3 separate regions of the Homo sapiens genome follow, and regions 1 and 3 are each linked to region 2. A link is an interaction called in ENCODE POLR2A ChIA-PET data of the cell type or tissue named here. Cell type or tissue: MCF 10A. All regions are shown on one strand. Region 1 overlaps MND1 (meiotic nuclear divisions 1). Region 2 holds the start of TMEM131L (transmembrane 131 like). Region 3 overlaps TMEM131L (transmembrane 131 like).

What was found. Peaks named below come from ENCODE experiments on the same cell type or tissue, not always from the same donor. Only the 100,000 strongest peaks of a DNase experiment are listed, where the experiment ranks them.
Region 1: POLR2A ChIA-PET joins it to region 2 with 20 read pairs; 6 of 35 experiments call an interaction of 5 or more read pairs at or near these places.
Region 3: POLR2A ChIA-PET joins it to region 2 with 34 read pairs; 21 of 35 experiments call an interaction of 5 or more read pairs at or near these places.

What each region holds. Positions count from the first base shown.
Region 1 is chr4:153,393,585-153,401,584 of GRCh38, reverse strand. It overlaps MND1 (meiotic nuclear divisions 1), which reads right to left. Exons shown (of 8, transcript NM_032117.4): 5 at 7,249-7,323; 6 at 4,252-4,366. Among named protein-coding and RNA genes, the nearest start is that of MND1, 53 kb to the right of the region's middle. In MCF 10A, no CTCF peak of the experiment used is centred here; no DNase peak of the experiment used is centred here.
Region 2 is chr4:153,461,685-153,469,684 of GRCh38, reverse strand. TMEM131L (transmembrane 131 like) reads right to left here and starts at 3,325. Exons shown (of 35, transcript NM_001131007.2): 1 at 3,164-3,325; 2 at 2,404-2,474. The coding sequence starts at 3,287. RefSeq lists enhancers at 1-383, 1,635-1,694, 2,065-2,154, 1,649-2,314, 3,685-3,864 and silencers at 2,625-2,984, 3,355-3,454, 3,495-3,644. In MCF 10A, a CTCF peak has its summit at 3,817; DNase peaks (open chromatin) are centred at 2,224 and 3,294.
Region 3 is chr4:153,571,167-153,579,166 of GRCh38, reverse strand. All of the region lies in intron 7 of TMEM131L (transmembrane 131 like), which reads right to left. Among named protein-coding and RNA genes, the nearest start is that of TMEM131L, 110 kb to the right of the region's middle. In MCF 10A, CTCF peaks have their summits at 2,797 (motif pointing right) and 4,620 (motif pointing right); a DNase peak (open chromatin) is centred at 4,636.

The DNA.
Region 1 (8,000 bases), 68 kb after region 2:
CCTATCAAAAAGTGCACTTTAAAAACAATAATTTCATTGAGGAATGGAGATTTGGGGTGAGTAGAGGTTAAAGTCTTAAGAAGTTCTCTAAAGTTAGTGATAAGGGGATCACTGGCATCTACTACTTAAATATTTAAATTTCTTGGATTTGTGGGTTTATACTTTTCATCAAATTTGAAAAACTTTAGCTTTTATTTCTTTAGATATTTTTCTGGCTCAGCAACCTCTCCTCCCACCAAAACATACTCCATTTGGGACTGTAATTACACATATATTAGGTCCCTTGAAGTTGTCTTAAGGCTCAGATGCCATTTTCATATTTTTAAAATTTTTATTTTATTTATATGGGAGTCAAGGACTCCATATGCTGTCCAGGCTGGTCTCGAACTCCTGGGCTCAAGTGATCCACTCACCTTGGCCTCCCAAAGTGCTGGAATTACAGGCGTGAGCCACTGCGCCTGGCCCCATTTTCATATTTTTTAAATTCTTTATTTTCTGTGTTTCATTTTGGATATTTCTATTGCTATATCTTCAACTAACATCAATTCTTTCTTCTGCAAAATTTAATCTGCTGGTAATTTACCATAGTGTATTTTTCATGTCAGACATTGTAGTTTTCATGTTCAAAAGTTTGACCTGGGTCTTTTTTATATCTTCTCTATTTCCACTTAACTTTTTGAACATATGGAATACAGTTATAATAACTTTTTAAATGTTCTGGTCTTCTGATCCTAATTTCTGGGTCAATTTTGACTGATGGAGTATTCTGCTCATTATAGATAATGTTTTCCCACTTCTCTCCAGGCCTGGTAGTCTTTGCTTGTATGCCAGACATAATGAATTTTATCTTGCTAGATGTTAATCCTTTTTCAAGAAACAGGGTCTCACTCGGTTGCCCAGGCTGGAGTATAGTGGCACGACCATAGCTCACTACAGCCTTGAACTACTGGGTGCAAGGAATCCTCCCATCTCAGCCTCTCAAGTAGAAAGGTAATAAAACTGGAGGAAGAAAACTTGAATAAAGCGCATGCCAGCATGACCAGCTAATTTTAAATTGTTTGTAGAGATAGGGTCTCACTCTCTTGCCCAGGCTAATCTCAAACTCCTAGCCTAAAGCTATCTTCCTGCCTTGGCCTCCCAAAGTGCTGGGATTACAGGCATGAGCCACTGTGCCTGCAAAAAAGATGATAATCTTTAATAAATTTTTTAAAATGCACAAAGCCAGGAAGGAAGGATTCTTACTCTCTCATTCCCAAGTAAAAAATTAATATATCTCTAATAGACTCCATTACAAGTTCTCCAGGATCCATCTTTACATGGTTGCATAAATAACTATTAAAAGATAACCTAGTCTGATGGTGATGAAAAATGATAAAGGCCAAACATGGTGAATCACACCTGTAATCCCAGAACTTTGGGAGGCCAAGGGGAGAGAACTGCTTGAGGCCAGGAGTTCGAGACCAGCTGGGCAATATAGCGAGACACCATCTCTATAAAAAATAAAAGTAAAAGTAAACTAGCTGGGTGTAGTGACATGTGCCTGTAGTCCCAGCTATTTGGGAAGCTGAGGTGGGGGAATGACTTGAGCTTGCGGGGGTTGAGGCTACCGTGATCCCTGATCATGCACTGCACTTCAGTCTGGGAGACAGAGCAAGGCCCTGTCTCCAAAAAAAAAAAAAAAAAAAAAAAAAAAATCTCACTGAAAAAACAGAAAATTTCAGGTTTGTTCTCTCAGTGAGACCTCATATACTGTAATACTCATAATACTCATTCACAATGGCATGTTTTCCTTGGGTTGGGAAATAAATTACCAAAGTTATAAATTTAAGGGTTAAGATAGACAGCAGAATGCAGGCAACCAGTTTAAAATTTCAGTTGCCGCCTCCTCAACTGTGTTATTCCACCCTCCAGAAAGTTCACCGTCCTTTGTATACCCTGAACTTCTTTTCTGAAGTTTTATTACCTAAGAGGTGATGTGTTTGCCAAAAGTGCTACTCGAATCAGACCTACAAGGAATGGCAACATCTTAAATTACATGCCTAAAATACAAGTTTTCCCCACTTCATGAATTGGTCTGGCACAATTCCCTATCCCTGTTAATTTCCTGAACCTTAATGTGATCCACTGGCTCAGGGTCACTATCAGTGTAGGTTACAGTAGTTTAGTAAGCCTAAATAAGAGTTTTATTCATTCCTGAGTGGGCAGAATATATCAAAATTAAGAAAAGGACTGGGGAGTCAATTGGAGGTGATGTCAGTGAGGGTCACCTGCCCATGGAAATAGCTGTGGCAGTACAATAGGGACCATGGAGTGGAAAAGCTTACGTCTTTTTGGATATACCTAAGAGTTGTAGGTCCTAGACATATAAGAGAATGAAACAGGTAAGCAAAGAGGTAGCACACCAAGGAAAAAGTACAAGAATCACACAAAACTGAAATCAGGAAAAAAGGCAAGTAAGAGTAAATGAAGGGTCCGATTTGGTTATCGTGAAACTCAGATTTTTCATGATGAACTGCTAGAGGGCACAGTCATGCTATCCTGAAAATAAATCACCTGAAAGTATTCAACCTAGTTAAGAAAACTGTGCTTGAAGTTCTCTTGCAAGAGAATGAGAAGGTGCTCTAGATAAGGTACACAATGTTCTAAGTCCTCCTGAACAAGCAGTCTGTTTCCTTTTGAAGATGAATCATACGCAGGCCTAGCTTCCTAACAGTAACCTTCTACCTGTGAGGTACTCTCCTGTTGTGATGTGCTTGTGCTCACTGAGGATCACCTGGTATTAGTTAAAACTTTCCAACAGATTAAGGTATTTATTTTTGTAGGTGTAGATTTGATTAGCACTTTCTTCTGCAGGATGATGACAAATAAATCTGTGGTCAGCATAAAAGAGCTGACATTCTCCCCAAATACTTAATTTACAGACAATGACTGGCTCAGGGAGTTCTTCTGCCTCCACCTCTCTTTGAAAATCACCCTGGGTAATCAGCTGAACCAGTGGCACTACATATCACCACCTAGGCTATGTACTCCATATATGTGAATGGTGCCTCCTGGAGTTGCGCAAAGCAGCGACCTGTCTCTTAAATGAAGTTTAACTTTAGATTTACACTAACTGAACTGCTTACAATTCTTTAATTGTAAAGACCACTGCCAAGGACTAGGCCAGCTTAGTTGCAATCAAACTATCCTCAGGTTAATTTTAACATACCAAATATTTTCCATTTCTTTCAAAGCCTTCTATCACACACTATAATATCAGTTTTTCTATGAGTTTCACTTGGTAAAGTTTCCTAAATAAAAGACAGGCTAAGACAGAAAATTATTTAAAAAGTTATAAATATTTTCCCAAACAATTAAATGCTATGCCTTTATAATACACTCTTTTATCTCCTTAAATATTCACATTTCTATCTTTAAAAAAATATAAACATTATTCAAAACAAGGCTCTGGGGACTCTGGTCTAAAACAAGGAAAAAAAAATGACTGGTATATTTAAAAGGCAACTCAATGTACAGACTGATTTTCTGCAACTTGCAAACTCTTCTACTTATGGTATCATTTTTCCTAGAAGATAATGATGGATTTCTTTACAGAATCAAAGTTCTTGAGGCCAAATTAGCTCTTTTACTAACTCCTCAGTTCTCTAACCTTATATTTTATGTCTTTATCCTTCTATCCCACACTTCTTCCTTAATTTTAAAATGCTTATAATTTCAAAATTGTCGCTGTTCAATGCTCTAACATTAAGACTTCTCTCTTTTTTTTTGAGACAGAGTTCTACTGTGTCACCCTAGCTGGAGTGCAATGGCACGTATAGCACACTGCAGCTTCAACCTCCTGGGCTTGAGGGATTCTCCCACCCCAGCCTCCTGAGTAGCTGGGACTACTGGCATCTGTCACCATGCTTGGCTAATTTTGTGTTTTTTTTTTGTAGAGATGGGATTTCACCATGTTGGCCAGGCTGGTCTTGAACTCCTGAGCTCAAGCAATCCACCCACCTCAGCCTCCCAAAGTGCTGGAATTACAGGCATAAGCCAACGTGCCCGGCACATTAAGACTTTTTAATGGCAATACTAAAGCAATATTTTCCTACTATGTTACAAATACAAAATTAGAGTACTACAAACAGAATACTACCTTAACTAGTTTTATTTTCTCATATACATGGAGAATAGTTAGCAGGCAACTAGAAAAATAAAGTCTTCTTCATTATCAAAGTTAAAGATCCCTAAGGTATGACACAAACTTACGTATTTCTTCCACAACTTGCGGATCACAGTCTTTGTATTTTTCTACTTCTGCCTTTAGCTGTTCCCTTTGGTCTCGAAGTGAAGAAAGCTCTTTTGCTAGCCTGGTTCGCTCTTCCTGCATTCCAGATAGTTTTATGTTCAATTAAGACAAACAAAATTCTATATGTTGTAAGGTAATACATTTTATAACAATTTCATTTTATTTCTTATAAATGATGTGCATTAGACTTTTGACATTATATATATAAGTATACACACACAGATATTCACAGTATAAGAATAAGCTCAATTCTCATCTTTCCTGAAATCTCAAGTATCTTTTATATATATTGAATAACTAAATGGGAGTTAATATGTAGAATGGAATGCTCATAAATAGGTGGGAGGTTCATGTTAGAACTCTAAGATGACCATGTCGTTGTATGTTACAGAAAAAAATTATACTACTTTTTGAGTAGTTTCACAAGATTATGTCTATATGTGTAAGTAACATTTTAAGACATCGATCATTATACAATTATCTTTAAAAGTGTTCTAGACAATTTTTCAATTTTTAAGAATATTTTAATATATCCTTTATATTTTATATACATTTAAAGAAATAATACAATTGTAGTTTGAGGCCTCCCACCACCTATTCTTTAAAGGTAAACCAGAATAAAGCTTCAAAATACAATATGATCCAATAAAAACCATTTGAAATGTCTAGCCATATTTCTCACTAGCAGGTAGAAGTCATAGTGCTATACATATTCAATTTGTATTTCTGAAACCTGAAAAGTAAGCCCAAACAAAAACCAAATGTTGGCAAAGATTATAGTACAGAATCATAGGATAAATCCGAGGCAAAATCAAGTAAAGTTCAAACTGCCTAACACGACTCGTAAGGTTGCCAGCTACCTTGTATTTTTTATTTGTATTTTTCTACTTTGCTTTTAGCTGTTCCTTTTGGTTCCAAAGTGAAGAGAGTTCCTTTGCTAGCATTTGTACAAGAGACTCATATACAGAGCAGCACGCTCAGAAGCAGCACGGCCCAGCAGAATCTCAGCAGTGAGGAAAACTTTCTAGATCTGCACTCTTCACTGCAAGACCTACTAGCCACATGTGGCTACTCAATATATGCAATGTGGCCACTGGGACCGAGAAACTAAATTTAATTGTAGCTAATTTTTATTTAAATATAAATAGCCACACATGGTTAGTGTATATCGTATTAGCACAGCTCAGGAGAGATTTTAAAATAACTATAAGAAGATGGTCATTATTTGCCATCAATACCCAAATAAAAATGCTTCAAAAGGAACACTGTCACCAAGTGTGGTGGTGCCTGCCTGTAGTACCAGCTACTCAGGAGGTTGAGGCAGGGGGATCACTTGAGCCCAGGAGTTCAAGGGCAGCCTGGGCAATACAGAGATATTCCATCTCTAAAAAACAAACCAAAAAACAAAACAAAATCAAGAGGAGAAAAAAAGACAGGAGAAGCAGAGTGGTGAACATCCAATGTGAATATAATAATAGTTCTCCAGGTATCATGCATTGAAACAATCTTAGACAATCACTATCACTGAGATCTTTGCCAAAGTATTTAGCCTCTTTGTGCCTCCAGTTCCTTGAAAGCAAAATGGAGACAGTAACGGTAGCCACCGCCATAGACTGCTGGTAGGATTCAATAAATATACAAAATCCATTTAGAACAGCAGTTGCCTGGCTCAGAGTAAGGAGAATACACGTTAGCTATTTTTCTTCTTTACCAGCAGCAGGATCACCACCATCATCAAGAATAATTAGCAGATAGGGGCTAGGTAGCTCTGAAAAGTCCTGGCTGGTAAGATCAGGATGAGCACAAGACTTCATCTTTCTTAGGAACGTTTCTGAACCACTAAACTCTTCTGATATCTGCAGGCGGCAACTATGTTTGCTAGTGGGTTTTTCCCCGCAAGATGCACTTGTTCCAGTGGATTAACAGTAGACTGGCTGACAACTTCTGGGCAAGCATATGTCACCATTAGTTGAAGGTGGTTCTACAAGTTATTGCCAGTGTTTAAAAAAAACAAACAAAAGGAACAAATAAAGAAGTAGTAGTTGCTACTGTCAACTGAAGAGGAAATAGAACAGCTTCAGGTTATGCCCAGAGTTTACTTTTCCTTGAATATTCTTCAGAAATGACTATTCTCCAATTCCTATCTGTGACTGTGCTGATGATTCACATAAAAGAATATATGTGAAATAACTTTGAAAGCATAAAGCCACTGTAAAGCTTTGCTATATCCCTTTCTACTATGTGACAAGTTTTCCAGTTGCTTTCTTTCCCAATCAAGTGATACAAATAGAGACCCGGATGAAATGCTTAGTGGTTCATGTTGATCTTCAATATTTTTTAAAGTCATAAATCTATAGTTTAGATAATGATGAAAATAGAAAGTGAAATGACTTTTAAAATCTCTAACCTAATACTTAGAAAAATATTGTACTTTAAAAAATAAAATAGTAGGTCAATATTTATTTTTAATATTTTAAAATATTACAAGGCCAAAGATACTATGTTGATAGTTTTCAGTTTGTTCTATGCAAAAATTTTTTTTAAAAGAGTCTTAAAAATTTACATAAACATTTATATAGGGCTTACCATGTACCAGGTCCTCTTCTAGGTGCTTTGCAAATATTAACTAGTTTAATCCACACAATAACGCAATGAAGTATAACAGATTTTGTTATTCCCCATTTTGCAGCAGAGAGAAGTGAAAACAGAATTTAGGAGACTTTCAAATCCAGGCAGTCTGGCTCTAGGGTTTATGCTTCTATGCTATGCTGCCATATATAATAATAATAAAATCTAGACTCACAATTGGTGAATCCTACCAGGTCAAACGTTCCTATCCTTGGCTATGATCCCCTTCTCTTCTGGTAGAAATGCATCCTCCTCACAGGAAGCTCTGTGTCGCTTACTCTAATATTTAGAATTGCCATTATTAAAATAATCTATAGACACAAACTTACCGTTTCACATCGGCCAATTTTAGCTTTCTCAATGCTTTTCTGTAGGCTTGCATGCTTTTGACTTCCCTCAGACAACTAGAGAATCAAAAACAAATAAAACAGCTTGCTAAGATAAACTGACATGTAGTAGTTGATGAAAACAAAGTCCACCAGGTGCAGTGGCTCACGCCCCAGCACTCGCCCCAGGCCGAGGCAGGCAGATCACAAGGTCAAGAGATGGAGACCATCCTGGCCAACACGGTGAAACCTTATCTCTACTAAAAATACAAAAATGAGCTGGGTGTGGTGGCGCACACCTGTAGTCCCCGCTACTCGAGAGGCTGAGGTTGCAGTGAGCTGAGATTGCGCCTCTGCACTCCAGCCTGGCGACAGAGCAAGACCCCATCTCAAAAAAAAAAAAAAAAAAAAAAAAGAAAACAAAGTCAAACACTATACTGGGAACTAATTTCTCCAATTTGAAGAAAACCAAGGACCATGAATCATTAGGGTACATTGAAAAAAAAAAAGAGTTTAAAAAACATTTTCTTTTTATTCCATGCAGATAGATAAAACGAATAGCATGCCTTTAATCTTTTCCACATAGTCTCCATTTATTAGGTTCCCCACTCCTACTCCAAGTAACTTGAGGTCTATTATTTAGTTAGAAATTGAACTTGAAGGCCAAGCACGGTGACTCATGCCTGCAATCCCAGCACTTTGAGAGGCCAAGGCAGGCAGATCGCATGATCCCAGGAGCTGGAGACCAGCCTGGG
Region 2 (8,000 bases):
AAAGTGCTGGGATTACAGACGTGAGCCACCAGCCTGGCCAGTATTTTATTTAATGCCACATCCTCTAAAGTTCCTATTTCATCTACTACTGACAAATCTTAGCCTCTGAAGCCATCTTTCAGTCTTCCTGCATGAAAGAAACCCAATGTACTGGTTAATTAAGCAGAAAACCCTCAAATTTAAATTAACACCTATAAATATTCTCTTTTCAACAGACTCCGTTTGACACATATGAGGGAATTTTTGCTGAAAAAATTCAAAATACTTTGAAAATAATTCACTTAAAATAACTTTCTTCAAAACTCTCTGTAGCTTATGAGATATATATACACACACATACACACGTGTGTGTGTGTGTGTGTGTGTGTGTCTCCCTTACCCTTGGGCCCAGGTATAAGCAGGGCAAGATAGTTTCTAAAAGGTATACGTAGAGATATGGATGAAGTATTTAGAAAATTATTTTGAAAACCAGTTTCACTTTCATTATAGCTTTGATTAAAATAGCTTAGCTATAAATCCCTCTATACTGAATATCCCAGACAGCTTCTGAATTCTGACATCTATTATCAAAACAAATTGTATTATACAAATAAACCAGAAATTAAGAATTGTATAAAATAACTTTTGAGCCCATAAATCAAATAATCATTTAGGCCTTGACATTTCCATCTCTGAGCACACCTACTAAATCTTCAACTAACGCTCTAACAAATGAGAGTATATACTACTAGACTCAATCACCTATAATTTACTTTCCTTTTAGTCTGGGTTGGCTTCCAACACTAGCCAGTAAGAGATAGAAACTATAATTGAGCAAAAATGCAAATACATATACATAGATATACACCAGTGCTTCTCAACCAGGGCAGTTTTGCTCCCCAGGGACATCTAGCAATGTCTGGAAACATTTTTAGTTGTCAAAATCAGGAGGGGGTGGGGGAGAGGGGGAAGCAGCAGTGAGTGCCACTGGCATCTAGTGGGTAGAGGCAAGGGATGCTAACTGCTCAACATCTCACAGTGCACAGGACAGCCCCCACAACAAAGAACTCTGTAGCCCAAAATGTCACCAGTGCCACTGTTGAACAACTCTGATATACAAAAACATAATTTTTTTAAAATAAATACATCGCGTTAAATGTCGTTCTTGCAGTAGGAATACGACGGATTTCTATTTTGTTCTTTTTATATTTCTGTATCTTCCAAACCTTCAAAAACACATGTATATTATTTAAAATCGGGGAAAAAATCCATTTGGGAATAAATTTTTAGGAGAAGGAAAAACTATCTGCTCCTCATCCTGATGGGGCCCTTTCTCAAAAGACCTGTCTCATTCAGGCTGCTGGCCTTCAAGGAGGGTCCAGGAAAATTCTCCTCTAAAATCACCTCTCTGCCTTGAAGCTGTTATTCATTAGCCCTGATCAAAATGAATATTCTAAATATCTCAAAACCAGCACTCTGAATGTTTCACATAGGAGGGAGAAAACTGAAATGTAAAACTGGACAGCCTCTCCGGTAAAGTTATAGCTAGACATCCTGTTTTTCTAAACAGCCGCAAGACACAACACAGAATTAAGTGCTGCCACCACCGTGGGAAGTAATGAACATCTTAAAAAGTACTGCACACAAGCTAAATATTTCCTTATAATTCAAGCCACTCCCACCCAAAAAATGCATTTTGGATCACTACCGTTACTGGTGAAAGGCAGTCAACAACATTATATTTAAATGTGCACACTTCACAGTCAATGGGAATTTCTTGTAAAAGTTAAAAGCTTTGCAGTACTGTATCTGTTGCAGCAATAAACCCTCTATGATGCTACAGATTCCCAATAAAACGTCAGTAATTATTTTTCTACACGCAATCATCATATCATCATACAGAGAAAAAAACCAGAAATTCAAGTTCTTAAGTGGGTGTATTTTAACAGGAATTAAGGGCACTTGGAGAAAATCCAAGATGACAATCCTTGAGAGTCACATCTCCATCCCAAAGCTACTTAACGCTAATGGCAAATACCACTCTAACATTTATGAAATCAATACTCCTGTTGTCCTCAACCTCTTAGCCACTTGCCATCCACACAGCACCAGCTCACTTAGGGAACAGTGTGCACCCAGGACACCCACGGCCGAACAGACCGCTGGCCGCTTCCCTGCTGAGGTGGCCTGGGTTCCCACCTTCTGAACTTGGGGCCGGCCTGCCTCAGGCCCTGTCACATGGCGTGGGAGGAGCCGGGAAGGCCACCGTTGCCAGGTGTTCAGGCTCGGCCCCTAACGTTTATTTGCCTTGCAAAGTGGCCCGAACGCCTGTGCCGCTTGGACAGGGGGTGGGGAGGACCGGGGGCCTCCCCGCCTCTCCTCCCTCGTACACCCACAGCCGCCCTGTCACCTGGTCGTCCTCACCTGAGTGGGCAGCAGGAGTTCCCCTTCTTCTGCCTGCCACAGCTCCACCACGTTCGGCAACGGCTCAATCGCTGCAGGAACACCAAAAAATACACCACGTTTTTAATGCACGCTAAAGAAACGCTTCCTGTTTCCCCTACCGTCCCTCCGTGCCCCCCGCCTCACCAAAACACGTCTCTTTTTCCTCCTGGGAACAGAGGCCATCCCAGGGGCGAGCCAAGGATAAAAATACAATGGGTGGGGTGTGAGCCGGCGGCCCCTCGGACGCGAAGGCGACAGCGTGCAGGCAGGCTCGGGGTGCTCGTGCTGGGGGTGGGGGGACGAAGTGGGAGTGAAGACACCCCACGAGGCACTCCGGGCTCCGCAGCCCGAGCATCTGGAGTGTGGACCCTGGGCGGCCAGGCTCGGGGGAACAAAGCTGCAGGAAGCCGGGCCGCTGCGGGGCACCCGCGCGCGCCACACAAAGCGGGGGCTGCGCCCGGGGCGCAGGGGCCCGCGCACAAAGGCTCCAGGGCGCGAGCGGCTAGCGGTCCCCAAGCCCCGCGACTGCCCCGCTCTCCAGCTGTACGGGGCAGAGAGGCGCGGGACGGGACGCTGTGGTCAGAAAATGTTATCAGCGGAGAATCGCAACAGCTTTCCTTCCTCCTCCTGCCCCTTTCCCTTTCCTCCCCTCGCCCTCTTATAGATTTCAGCAGTTCCCTAAAAGAAAGAGCGGGGGCGGGGTGGAGAGGCAGAGCGAGCCCAGCGGCGCAAGGCTGACCTTGTCCCTGAGCCCCTCCCGGGCGACAGCAGGGCAGCAGGACCTGGAAGACGCCCAGCAGGAGGTTCACGGCCGCCGCGGTGCGGCAGTAGCAGCCGGGCTGCGGGCGTCGGAGCCCCGCCATGCTGCTGCTCGCGCTCCTCTCCGTTGCTCGCCGCGCTCGCCGCTAGCTCGCTGGCGCCCCAGCTGCCTCGCCCCGGGCCCGCCCCCGTGCCGCCCCGCCCCGCCCCGCCCCGCCCCGCCCCGCCCCGCGCCGCACCACCCCCGCCGCTGCCGCAGCTGCTGCAGCTCCAGACCCGGGCGCGCCGCTTGCTCTGAGCGCGTGTGCGCCGCAGATAGGGAGGGACGGAACGCGGCGGGGTGCGGGGGAAAGTGGACAATGCGAACCCGCGGGTGCCCCGCCCCGGCGCGGAGCACATGGCCGCGGGCCCGCCCCGCAGCGCGCACTCTGCGGGGCCCGGGCGCTTTCCTCGGCTGGGACGGGGTCGCTTAGAGCTGTCCGCGGGGACTAGCGGCCCACTTTTGCCAAGTGCATTTTCATGAACTTTTGGGTGGTTGCCGCTTTGTCGAGGCGCTTGGGCCACGGTCGAGAGATTACCCTCGAGGGAAGAGGTGGCGGTGGAGGTGGGAACGAGGAGTCGCCAAGCGAGAGGCCTTGGACACAGGATATTAGTGGAAATAATGCAGTGGTTGTCAGGAAACGCGAGTGCAGCCACATGGCCACTGCCAGTTATGCAGCGAGGATATCCGGTGGCTGCAAAGTCTGTAATTTAGAATAAAAAGAGCTCTCCCAAAACCCGAGAGGCAGACCTCAGCGCCGCGTGGCGGTAGTGCGCCCGGCACCCTCTGTGGACACTGTCCAGGTCCTGACAGGTGGGGAAGACTCTTCCTAGGGGATTTATAGCTTCAAAGACCCTGCAAATACTCCCTTTTGGAATCATATTGCAAAATTCAGCCAGCCTCTCCTGAAATATGGTTGGGGTCGAGGATGTGGTTAGTTGCCTGTTTCTAACATTAGTAGGATAATGGAAGTAATACGTGGAAATACATTTCCTAGTTCCAGGTTTTGATGCCTATAACTAACAAGTCCAAAATCTGGCATCTCTTTAAGTTAACATCCTGCCTTTACCAGCGATGTCGCAAACAAGGGCTTATTCAGAAATCAATTTGCATAACCTAGAAGTATGGGCAATCTTATGATTTTTTAAAGTTAACTTACTGCTTCCACTGTAGCTTGTATGAAATTCAGAGAATATGAACAATATAGTATGAAGAGGGGAAGTGATGGGACACACCTGTTTACCTTAATCCTCTGTTTAATTGCTCCTTGTGCCTTACAAGCCAGACTATAGAAAACCAGTGCTTGCATAGCAGACACAATCCTGAGAAGGACAAAATGAAATCTAGATCCTCTTTCCTAAAGACGTAATACAGTACTGTGAACACAGTCTCACACACTGTCTGCATTTAACTCCAAACAAGGTTAAATAGTCTAATTGCTTGGCCAGACTTAACATTTAAGTAGATTAGCATAAACGTAAGTTGTTGATGTGAAAAAAAAAAAGGGACACTTTGCATTTTCCAACTTGAATACCTCCAGTAGTCTCTGTTTCATACTTTTTTCTGTATTCCTTGCCAACATCTTCCTTTATTTAGCAAGGATCTCCAGTGCCATCTCAATGTGCCCTTTTTTTCTCTTCACTTCTCCAAGTTTCTATTTGCCCCTTGGATTCTGAAGGTCCCCCACGCAGTTAAAGGGACCTCCAGTGACAGGAATATTTGCACAGCCCACTTAAGCAGTAACTGCACCTTCAAAGTTTGCTTCTAAATGAAAGTTCTCTCATGGGCCTATTTATTTACAGAATGTAATTTTAAGTCCTCATATGAGTATAATACGTATAAAGGAAAGCAAGCAAACATTAACAGCCTAACCGGTTTTGTTAAACAGATTCAAAGTTGTGATACAAAACTTTTTTGCTAACATTTAAATTACTTTACTCTTTTACTAATAAAGTCTTTCCCACATTAACGAGTATCACAGCATCAATGGAAATGACTTAAAAGATAGACTAACATTGCTATGGACCATATGTAAATACTGCTATAGCTTTTTCTAGACTTTGTAAGGCCAGCTTGATTTTTCAAGTTGTGGTCTTGTGGACTTTACAAAATGGGTAATGCTATTTGACTGTTGTTCACAGAGCCAAAAGCATGTATCTGCTGTGCCATGGGGTTGGAGAGGGATACGGGATTACACAGCTGTCTTCTTAGATAAATCTGACCTACTTAGCCTCCTCTGGAGTTATTTTTCATGCTGACTCATGGACAACAGGAAAGTTATGGCCCATTAAGCAGCATCCATGTTTTGGAGTAACCTTGTTCTTCAAAGAAGACTCCTGTGTCATTTGTGCTATATTTCCATTATTCCCCTTGTCAATCCTAGATATTGTCACAGAATATTAGAGCTGGAAATTTTTTAGAAATCATTTAATAGCCCAACTGCCTCATTTTACAGAAGAAACCAAAGCCCATAGAGAATTTTAAAATCCAAGTTATAGAACTCCTTTAAAAATTTTTATTTATAAATTGTTTTGAGACAAGGGTAGTGATGAAGAAAAAGGCTAGGTGTGGGAAATACCTAGATCTAAACACTAATAATAATTTTCTCTAAAAAGCCAAGGAGTCATATTTAATTCATCTTTCCTTTACACCCTTTAAATCTATGAATTAGTCCTATGGTGCCCTACTCTGTACTATTTCCCATACCTAGCCTTTTTCTTCATTACTACTCTGATCTCACTCTTTCACCCAGTCTGAAAGGCAGTGGCCCAATCTTGGCTCACGGCAACTTCTGCCTCCTTGGCTCAAACAATACTCCTGCCTCAGCCTCCCAAGCAGCTGGGACCACAGAGGCAGGCCACCACACCTGGCTGATTTTTGTATTTTTGTAGAGACATGGTTTCACCATGTTGCCCAGGCTGGTCTTGAACTCTTGGGCTCAAACAATATACCCACCTCAGCCTCCCAAAGTGCTGGAATTACAAGTGCAAGCCACCCTGTCCAGCCAGAGCTGCTTTTAGTGGCAGAGTTATGGAGAAGTATATATGAAATAATGTTAACTGAAAAAAAATTAATGTAAACACAAATTAACTCAATATGAAAATTATAGGCCAGGCAAGGTGGCTCAGGCCTGTAATTCCAATATTTTGGGAGGCCAAGGTAGGAGGATTGCTTGAGCCCAGGAGTTCAAGACCAGCCTGGGCAACATAGTGAGACTTTGTCTTTATAAATTTTTGTTTATTTGTTTGTTTGTTTGAGATGGAGCCTCACTCTGTTACCCAGGCTCGAGTGCAGTGGCGTGATCTCAGCTCACTGCAACCTCTGCTTCCTGGGTTCAAGCATTTCTCCTGCCTCAGCCTCCTGAGTAGCTGGGATTACAGGCGCCCACCATCATGCCTGGCTTTTTGTGTGTGTGTGTGTATTTTTAGTAGAGACCGGGTTTCACCATGTTGGTCAGACTTGTCTTGAACTCCTGACCTCGTGATCCACCCACTTCAGCCTCCCAAAGTGCTGGGATTACAGGCGTGAGCCACCGCACCTGGCCCAAAAATTTTTTTAAAGAGCCGAGCATGGTGGCACACACCTGTAGTCTGTATTCCCAGCTACTCAGGAGGCTGAGGTGGGAGGATTGCTTGAGCCTAGGAGTTCAAGGCTTCAGTGAGCCAAGATTGCACCACTGCACTCCAGCCTAGGTGACTGAGTGAGACCCTGTCTCCAAAAAAAAAAGAAAAGAAAATTATATACGCACAACTAAAGTGTGGAAGAGGCATTAAGGTGATGTCTTAGTGGAGTATATCAATGTTAAGTTAGATTCATATAAGATAAAATGGTTTTGTTTTTTTTAAAAAAAAAGACCTATGAATGGCTAAATCTCTACTGGCTTTTATTTATTTATTTATTTACTTATTTATTTTTCTTTTCTTTTTGACATAGGATCTGGTCTTGAATTGTTAGGTTTAAGCAATCCTCCTGCCTTGGCCTCCCAAAGTGATGGGATTACAAGTGTGAACCACCACACCCAACCTCTAGAGGACCCTTCTTACTATAACTTTATTCCATCTCATCTTATAATGCCTCAATTAAATGCATTGGATAAGGATAAGGATTCTCTCCTTTCTCAAACTCTGTTGTGTTAAACAACTGACCTTTTCTGTTATGGGACTGTAATGTAATTTTGGGTGAGTAGCAGCAGTATTCACAGTTTATTCTCTATTTTAAAAAATATTCATAAAACTGTAAAATAAAGAGTAAGTTTTACTGTAATTTAAAAATAAATTGATTAAATTAGAACTTTAACTTTGTGAAAAGTTTGAAAGTCTGAAAAAGTTTAAAGTTTGAAAATGAAAGACAAAAAATTTTTTTATTTTTACTTTATTATACTTTAAGTTCTAGGGTACATGTGCACAACGTGCAGGTTAGTTACATATGTATACATGTGCCATGTTGGTGTGCTGCACCTGTTAACTTGTCATTTACGTTAGGTATATCTCCTAATGCTATCCCTCCCCCCTCCCCCCACCCCACGACAGGCCCCAGTGTGTGATGTTCCCCACACTGTGTCCAAGTGTTCTCATTGTTCATTTCCCACCTATAAGTGAGAACATGCAGTGTTTGGTTTTCTGTCCTTGTGATAGTTTACTCAGAATGATGGTTTCCAGCTTCATCCATGTCCTTACAAAGGACATGAACTCATCCTTTTTTATGGCTGCATAGTATTCCATGGTGTATATGTACCACATTTTCTTGATCCAGTCTATCATTGATGGACATTTGGGTT
Region 3 (8,000 bases), 110 kb before region 2:
CTGGTTTTGAACTCCTGGGCTCAAGCAATCCACCCACCTCAGCCTCCCAAAGTGCTAGGATTACAGGTGTGCACCAATACACCAGCCTGAAGAACTAGATTTTTAAATTTGTCTATGAACAAATCCCAACATCAAACAGAAAAAGCCCACTTTCTGAAACTGATTTTTAATTTTTAAAATTTATCTTTAAAATTAAAAGAGACTTGTTAGGCTGGGTGCAGTGGCTCATGCCTGTAATCCCAGCACTTTGGGAGGCCGAGGTGGGTGGATCATCTGAGGTCAGCAGTTGGAGACTAGCCTGGCCAAAATGGTGAAACCCCGTCTCTACTAAAAATACAAAAAAAAATGGCCAGGCATTGTGGCTCACGCCTGTAATCTCAGCACTTTGGGAGGCCGAGGCGGGTGGATCACGGGGTCAGGAGATCAAGACCATCCTGGATAACATGGTGAAACCCCGTCTCTACTAAAAATACAAAAAATTAGCTGGGTGTGGTGGCGGGTGCCTGTAGTCCCAGCTACTCGGGAGGCTGAGGCAGGAGAATGGCGTGAACCTGAGAGGCAGAGCTTGCAGTGTGCCGAGATCGCGCCACTGCACTCCAGCCTGGGCGACAGAACGAGACTCCGTCAAAAAAAAAAAAAAAAAACTAGCTGGGCATAGTGGCGCACACCTGTAGTCCCAGCTACTTGGGAGGCTGAGGCAGGAGAATCACTTGAACCCAGGAGGTGGAGGTTTCAGTGAGCTGAGATCATGCCATTGCACTCCAGCCTGGGTGACAAGAGTGAAACTCCGTCTCAAAAAAAAATAAAATACTTGTTATACTGCCCAGGCTGAAGCACAGTGGCAATTCACAGGCACAATCATAGCGCAATGCAGCCTCAAACTCCTGGCCTCAAGCGATCCTCCCACCTCAGCCTCCTGAGTAGCTGGGACTACAAGCGTGCACTACCATGCCCAGCTCTGAAACTGCTTTAACTAAGGTTACAAATGATCCTCACACGGCCAAATCCAACAGAAACTTCTCCTTTTGTTCACCACTCTCCCTGCTGCCACCAGCCCCCTGTCCTGTTACAGCCTGAACCACTTGTCCCTCTCGGTTTTTCTTTCTCTCTGGTTCCTCTGCCAGCTGTTGCTCCTTTAACCATCAGACACTGAGTTATGCTGGATGCTGCCTATGCCCTCTTCACTCTCTCCCAGGGGAGCTTGTTGGCATGCTGAACCCTCCCACATCGATTCCCCTAGCTTAGTCCTCTCCATACCTATATGTCCAACCAGTGACTGGGCATCCACCTGAATCTTCACACACCCCAACCTGGCCACCTTTGCTGTGTGCCTCATCTTAGCACCATTATTCATCAACCCTATCATTATTTATCCAGTTGTTTAAGCCAGAAACCTGAAAACCCCTTTCACTTCAGCTTCTCATACTCTCCTCAAACAAATCCATAACCAAGTCATACTGATTGTACCTCCTTCATGAGCCCTTAAACCCACTCACTTCTCCTCTTTCTTAATAAATACCCCAGATATCAGGGGTTAGCAAACTATGCCCACAGGTTAAATCCAGTTTGCTGCTTATTTTTGTCAGCAAAGTTTTATTGGAACACAGCCATGCCCGTTCCTTTATGGACTGTCTACTATTGCCTTCGTGCTATGATAGCAGAGTTGAGTACTTGCAACAGAGACTGTACAGCCTACAAAGTCAAAATAAATACTCTAACACCACAAAACTACACAAAAAAATGATGGTGCAGTAACTTCCTCTTAGTCTCCCTGCATCCACCTCTGCCCTTTCCACTCCATTCTCCACACTGCACCAAGAGTGAATTTACCCATATACAAATCTGGTCATGCCACTATTTGCTTAAAACTCTTCAAAGACTTCTCACTTGGCAAAAGTCCCAAATCCTCTGCTGTCGCTATAAAACTCCGGCACCTGCCTAGTCTCGACCTCCCTGCGCATGCTCCAACCTCACTGGTCTCGTTTCTGCTCTGCTTGCCTCAACACCTTTGAATTTTCTGTCCCTTTGCCTTGCACCCACTCCTCCAACCCACCCACCTCTCCACCTAGCTAAATCTGATTTATGCTTCATGTCCTGGCTTAAATACCCTCTCAGACACCACAGCAACTTCTACCTGACCTTTTGTAACACTTCTCACAACAACATGGTCAAGGTCTACCTACGCCAGGAGATTCTAAGCATCTCGTGCTTCGAATGCACAATGCCTATCACTTCATCAGCACTCAATAAACAGCTGATGAGTGGATAGAGGTGGGCATACAGCCACAGATGCTAGGGAATCAGCTTGAAAAGGGCAAGAGAAGCTTGAAAAGGGCAAGAAACAGAAAATAGTAAACGGTGCCTACAAAATAAAAGAATAAAAACCTAACAGTGTGTATTTCTGATCTGAAACTTTCAAAAAATGTTTAAAGAAAAAAATCATATTAACACACTTTTAAAGTACACATTTATAAGTTTTTTTTTTTTTTTTAAGAAATCTACAACAATTTAACTATGTTAAGGTCTTAACCTGACAAGGCAATTCTCTACCCTACAATATTTCTTCAAATGAAAAGATGTTAAAAGTTCACACTCATATTAACAGTTTTTGACACAATTAACAACCCTATTTCGCAGAGTAATTTGCTATGATTTAAAGCCTAATATTTTGTCATTCTTAGTAAATCTCTGGACGGATATATTTATAACTTGCCATTTTAATTAAGATTCTTCTATTAGCGAGAGGCATTTTAAAAATCACTATTTTGTTTCTTTTGTTGTAGGACATATTTCAGAATCCCACAAGGGGGAGTTCTAGCACCTCCAAACTGCCCTTCAGAAGTATGCTAATTTTTCTAAAAGAAAAAGTTTCAAGTCCATATCTTTCTCAAAAGAACAAAACAATTGGGCCGGGCGCGGTGGCCAACGCCTGTAATCCCAGCACTCTGGGAGGCCGAGGCAGGCAGATCACGAGGTCAGGAGATCAAGACCATCCTGGCTAACATGGTGAAACCCTGTCTCTACTAAAAAATACAAAAAATCAGCCGGGCATGGTGGCGGGCGCCTGTAGTCCCAGCTACTCGGGAGGCTGAGGCAGGAGAATGGCGTGAACCTGGGAGGCAGAGCTTGCAGTGAGCCGAGATCGGGCCACTGCACTCCAACCTGGGCAACAGCGTGAGACTTCATCTCAAAAAAAAAAAAAGAACAAAACAATAGCAATATTAACTTGATAAAAAAGAAACTCTAACCAAAATGTTAGCCAGGGGGCAACCACATACTAGGGTTACAAGTTCCCCAACTGTCCCCAACTGAGCACACTGTGTGACAACAGGACACGCCCTCATCCAGAGTGAGCCTGGGCTGATTAGACAGGAAAAACAAATAAAAACGTAATTCTCTAGTTTTGAAACCTCCCATACTCCTTTAACAAATCAGATCAGATATTTTATAGAAAAAAGAAAAAGTAACTCTATAAACAACTTTTTCTTAAGTAGTCTTCATTGAAAGTATTAATATAGTTTATATATTTCATATTATTTCATATAAAGTATTATCCCCTTTTAGAAGATGGGGGAAATTGTGGCTTGGAGGGGTTAAGAGACTTATCAAAGATCTTGGGGCTAGGTAGTAGAAAAACAGAAAAAAAAATCAGGTTTTTCAACTGCAGTCAGTACTTTTTTAACAAATTAAAATAGATCAAATCTGTTTCTCCTAGGTACCTAAAGGCCTAAAAATCCATCAACACAGGGATATATATTAGAAAACCATACCAAGATAAAATGCAAAGGTCAAGAAAATAGAAATGTTAAAACTCCTTTTGTATGTCATGTATTTCCACAGTTTTGTGGTGAAGAAGTATGAATTTAGGGAACTGGATACTAGAGAGAAAGGAATCATCTCCCTTCACTTGCTAAGGAATTGCTGGTGCCCTGGGCCACAAGAAGGGTGTGATTTGGGGGGACTGTGTGCAATTAAACAGGAAAGGAAATAACAGACTTAAAGTATTAAGTCATTCTGATGTCTTATCAACAAGAGTAAAGCACAGCCTAATAAATAAATATATTTGAGAATCTATATTAATCCAGACAGAATGAACAAGAGGCTTGATGTTCCTGGTAATAACCACATGAAACCTTTTTATTTAAGGACTACAACTTATGAAATATGAAAGAATTACTTAGACAAATCCCAATCTTAGATTCTGTATTTCTCAGACATCTTTCTCCCCTTTCACAATTTTGAATGCTAAATATTAGAAGTCATTATAAAAGTAAATCTCGGCCGGGCGCAGTGGCTCACACCTGTAATCTCGGCACTTTGGGAGGCCAAGGAGGGCGGATCACTCGAGGTCAAGAATTTGAGACCAGCCTGTCCAACATGGTGAAACCCTGTCTCTAGTAAAAATACAAAAATTTGCTGGGCATGGTGGCACACGCCTGTAATCTCAGCTTCTCGGGAGGCTGAAGCTGGGGAATTGCTTGAACCCGGGAGGCGGAGCTGCAACTGCACCATTGCACTCCAGCCTGGGTAACAGAGTCCATCTCAAAAAGACAAGAAAAAGTAAATCTCTTATGCCAACATATGCATCTGGAACACTGATTCTGTATAAGCCATCTGACTGCTCCAGCAGGTGGCCCCCACACACAGTATTATGCACATGGCAAATGATCTTGTATAAAATGAGAGCTATCTTGGGTGCCTTCCACATAACACTCAGATTCTATAACCACACTCCTAATTTAGTGTTTCCTGCATAACAGCAGGCTCAGCTGAGTTATTAATAAGTACTGTACAGCTATTTTTCCCTGATATTAAATAGCAATTGTGTTTCAACCCCCACCACCACCACCACTACCCTTTTATTCCTCAGATATTAACCACTAAAACAAAATCTAACTATACTGCCAGACCCACTCATGCAAACATTTGCAAAAACCTAGGAAGTGGCTGAAATTAGTTTGCTTTGAGGAAAAAAGAGGCTACTGCATATGGATAGCATTTTTCCTTATCCACATCATTTTAGAAAAGGCAGTGTGGCCAAGTGCTTAGCCAACACAGATTTGAGATCAAACCCCAGCCATAAAAGCCTGGGGACATTCCCCACCCACTCTAAGACTCAGCTTCCTCTTCTATGAAATCAAGTTATTGAATTCACAGCAATATGATGGGTGCTAAATGAGATACATATGCAAACCACTGGGTACACAGTAGGCCTCAAAGGGGAGATTATATTGATTTGCTCATTCACAATTAATGCATTTATTTAATAAAATTCCACAACAAATAATTTAGATGCTTGGGGGAAGCATTTTTCCCACATTAAAGCTTTTAGAAGATAACTCTTTACCACACTCCTTTGGTTTCTAAGAGATTTTTTTTCCCCTAAAACACTTCAAGTTCTTTTTATTTCATGATTGGAACAGAACTCAAGAAAAAAAGAAGTGTCATTTACTGGACACTACCTCCCACTCCCTGAAATGTGCCAGAAACCCTGAAAGACAGACAAAAAACAATTGGGAGACTAAGATAACCCCTGTACTATCTAAACTTTTGGTTTGGCCAAGTGGAAGTCATCTGTGTTGGGCAACACCTTGGTTTTTACACCTGGATAACTAGCTTTTAACTATTACAACCTGGGCTGGCAGCTTCAGCAGAGCCATGTGGGATTTTCACCTTGATAGGTCAGGCAGCGTATGTTGGCTCTGTCCAAAGGCAAGTAACTATTTTTATACAATTGGATGATGCTGGGCCTCAAACAAATGACAAGTAGGCCCTGCATGTCTGGCACAGGCCCTGAAACAAGATCCAGGCTCGGCAAAAGTTTAAGCTTTGTGATGCAGGCTGCCGTCGCTTGACCTTGAGTAGCATGGGCACAGCTTATACTTAAGCAGGCATCGCTGTGGCGAGAATTAGGCTATAAAAGAAAGGACGCTGTGGTGGTTCCTCAAAAAACTTGAACAGAATTACCAATTCCATTTCTAGGCATACACTCAAAAGTGACAGCAGGGACTCAGATACTTATACACCCATCTTCATGGCAAGACTACTCATAAATGCCACAAGGTGGATAAACAAAACATGATATATATGTGCAACAGAAAATTATTCAGCCTTAAAAAGGAATAAAATTCTGATACATGCTATATAACATGGGAGAACCTTGAAGACATTATGCAAAATGAAATAAACCAAACACAAAGGGACAAATACTGTATAATCCCACTTCTATGAGGGACCTAGAATAGTCCAATTCATAGAGACAGAAAGTAGAATAGTGGTTGCCAGGGAGAATAATGGTGGCTGAGGGAAGGTGTTTAATGGGTATGGAGTTTCCCCTTGGGGTGATGAAAGGGTCCTGGAGATGGATGGAGGTGATGACTGTACAACACTGTGAATGTACTTACTGCCAGTGAACTGTACGCATACAAATGGTGAAAATGGTAAATTTTGTGTTAAGTATATTTTACCCCATATATATAGGGAAAGGGGAAGGCAAGAGCTAGACACAGCTGAAATGGTTTAAAATAACCAAACTGGGCCGGGTGCGGTGGCTCATGCCTGAAATACCAGCACTTTGGGAGGCTGAGGCAGGTGGATTACCTGAGTTCAGGAGTTCAAGACCAGCCTGACCAACATGGTGAAACCCCATCTCTACTAAAATTACAAAAATTAGCTGGGCGTGGTCATGGGCACCTGTAATCCCAGCTACTTGGGAGGCTGAGGCAAGGGAATCACTTGAACCCGGGAGGCAGAGGTTGCAGTGAGCCGAGATCACGCCACTGCACACCAGCCTGGGCAACAAGAGCGAAACTCTGTCTCAAAAAACAAAACAAAACAAAAAAGAAATAACCAAACCTTGCTGGGTAACCAACACAAAGTTACAGCTAGACAGACAGAATGAGTTCTGGTGTTCTACAGCACTACAGGGTGACTGCAGTTGACTACAATAAAGCCAGAAGGGAGGATTTTGAATGTTCACAACATAATGAAATGATAAATGTCTGAGGTGATAATACGCTAATTACCCTGAGTGGATCGTTACACATTGTATACAGTATCAAAACAGCACTCTCTATCCCATACCTAAGTACAATTATTACATGCCAACTAAAAAGGAAAAAAAAAAGAAAACAACATCTAGAAAGTCAGGTTAAACAGATATAAAAAGAGAAGTGGAGATACTTTGAGATCTCATTGTGCAGGTATTCAAAATGAAATATATCTGTGCTAAATGGAGCTTTTAAAAGACTCTAATAAAGGAAGACAGGCAAGATCTCAGCAGACTGGAATTGTTCCTCAAAAAATAGGCCAGTCATGGTGGCTCACACCTGTCATCCTAGCACTTTGGTAGACCGAGGCAGGTGGATCACTTGAGCTCAGGAGTTTGAAACCAGCCTGGGCAACATGGTGAAACCCTGTCTCCACAAAAAAATATAAAACTTAGCTGGGCATGGTGGTACATGCCTGTAGTCCCAGCTACTCAGGAGGCTGAGGAGGGAGGATCACCTGAGCTCGGGAGGCCAAGGTTGTAATAACTGTAACTGCACCACTGCATTCTAGCTTGGGCAACAGAGCAAGACCCTGTCTTAAAACAAAAGTAAAAATAAAAATAATTAAGAAACCATGATTGAGTTCTAGGAACTGTGAAGAAATACACTTAAATCCCCCATAGTAAACAATTAAGGAGCTCTACCATCAAAGACTGAGGCGGCTACACCAAGCCTTACACAAACCTGGACAGGTGAAAGGAAACCAGGAAGGTGAGTGTGGAATGCTCAGTGCATTTTTCAATGGAGATACAATTACTGCTTGTGCCCTGAGGGAATATGCTTGAGAAGTTTATGGCATTTAGGACTCAATCAAAAGAAGGCACAGCAAAGAGGAAACCATTAAAGGAGAACCAGGCAGGACAAGATAAACCGAGCCTGGGCCTGACTGGGATACTGGGCTGACAGGAGAGTATCTCTTATGTAAGATTATGCAACGCAACAAACAGAAAA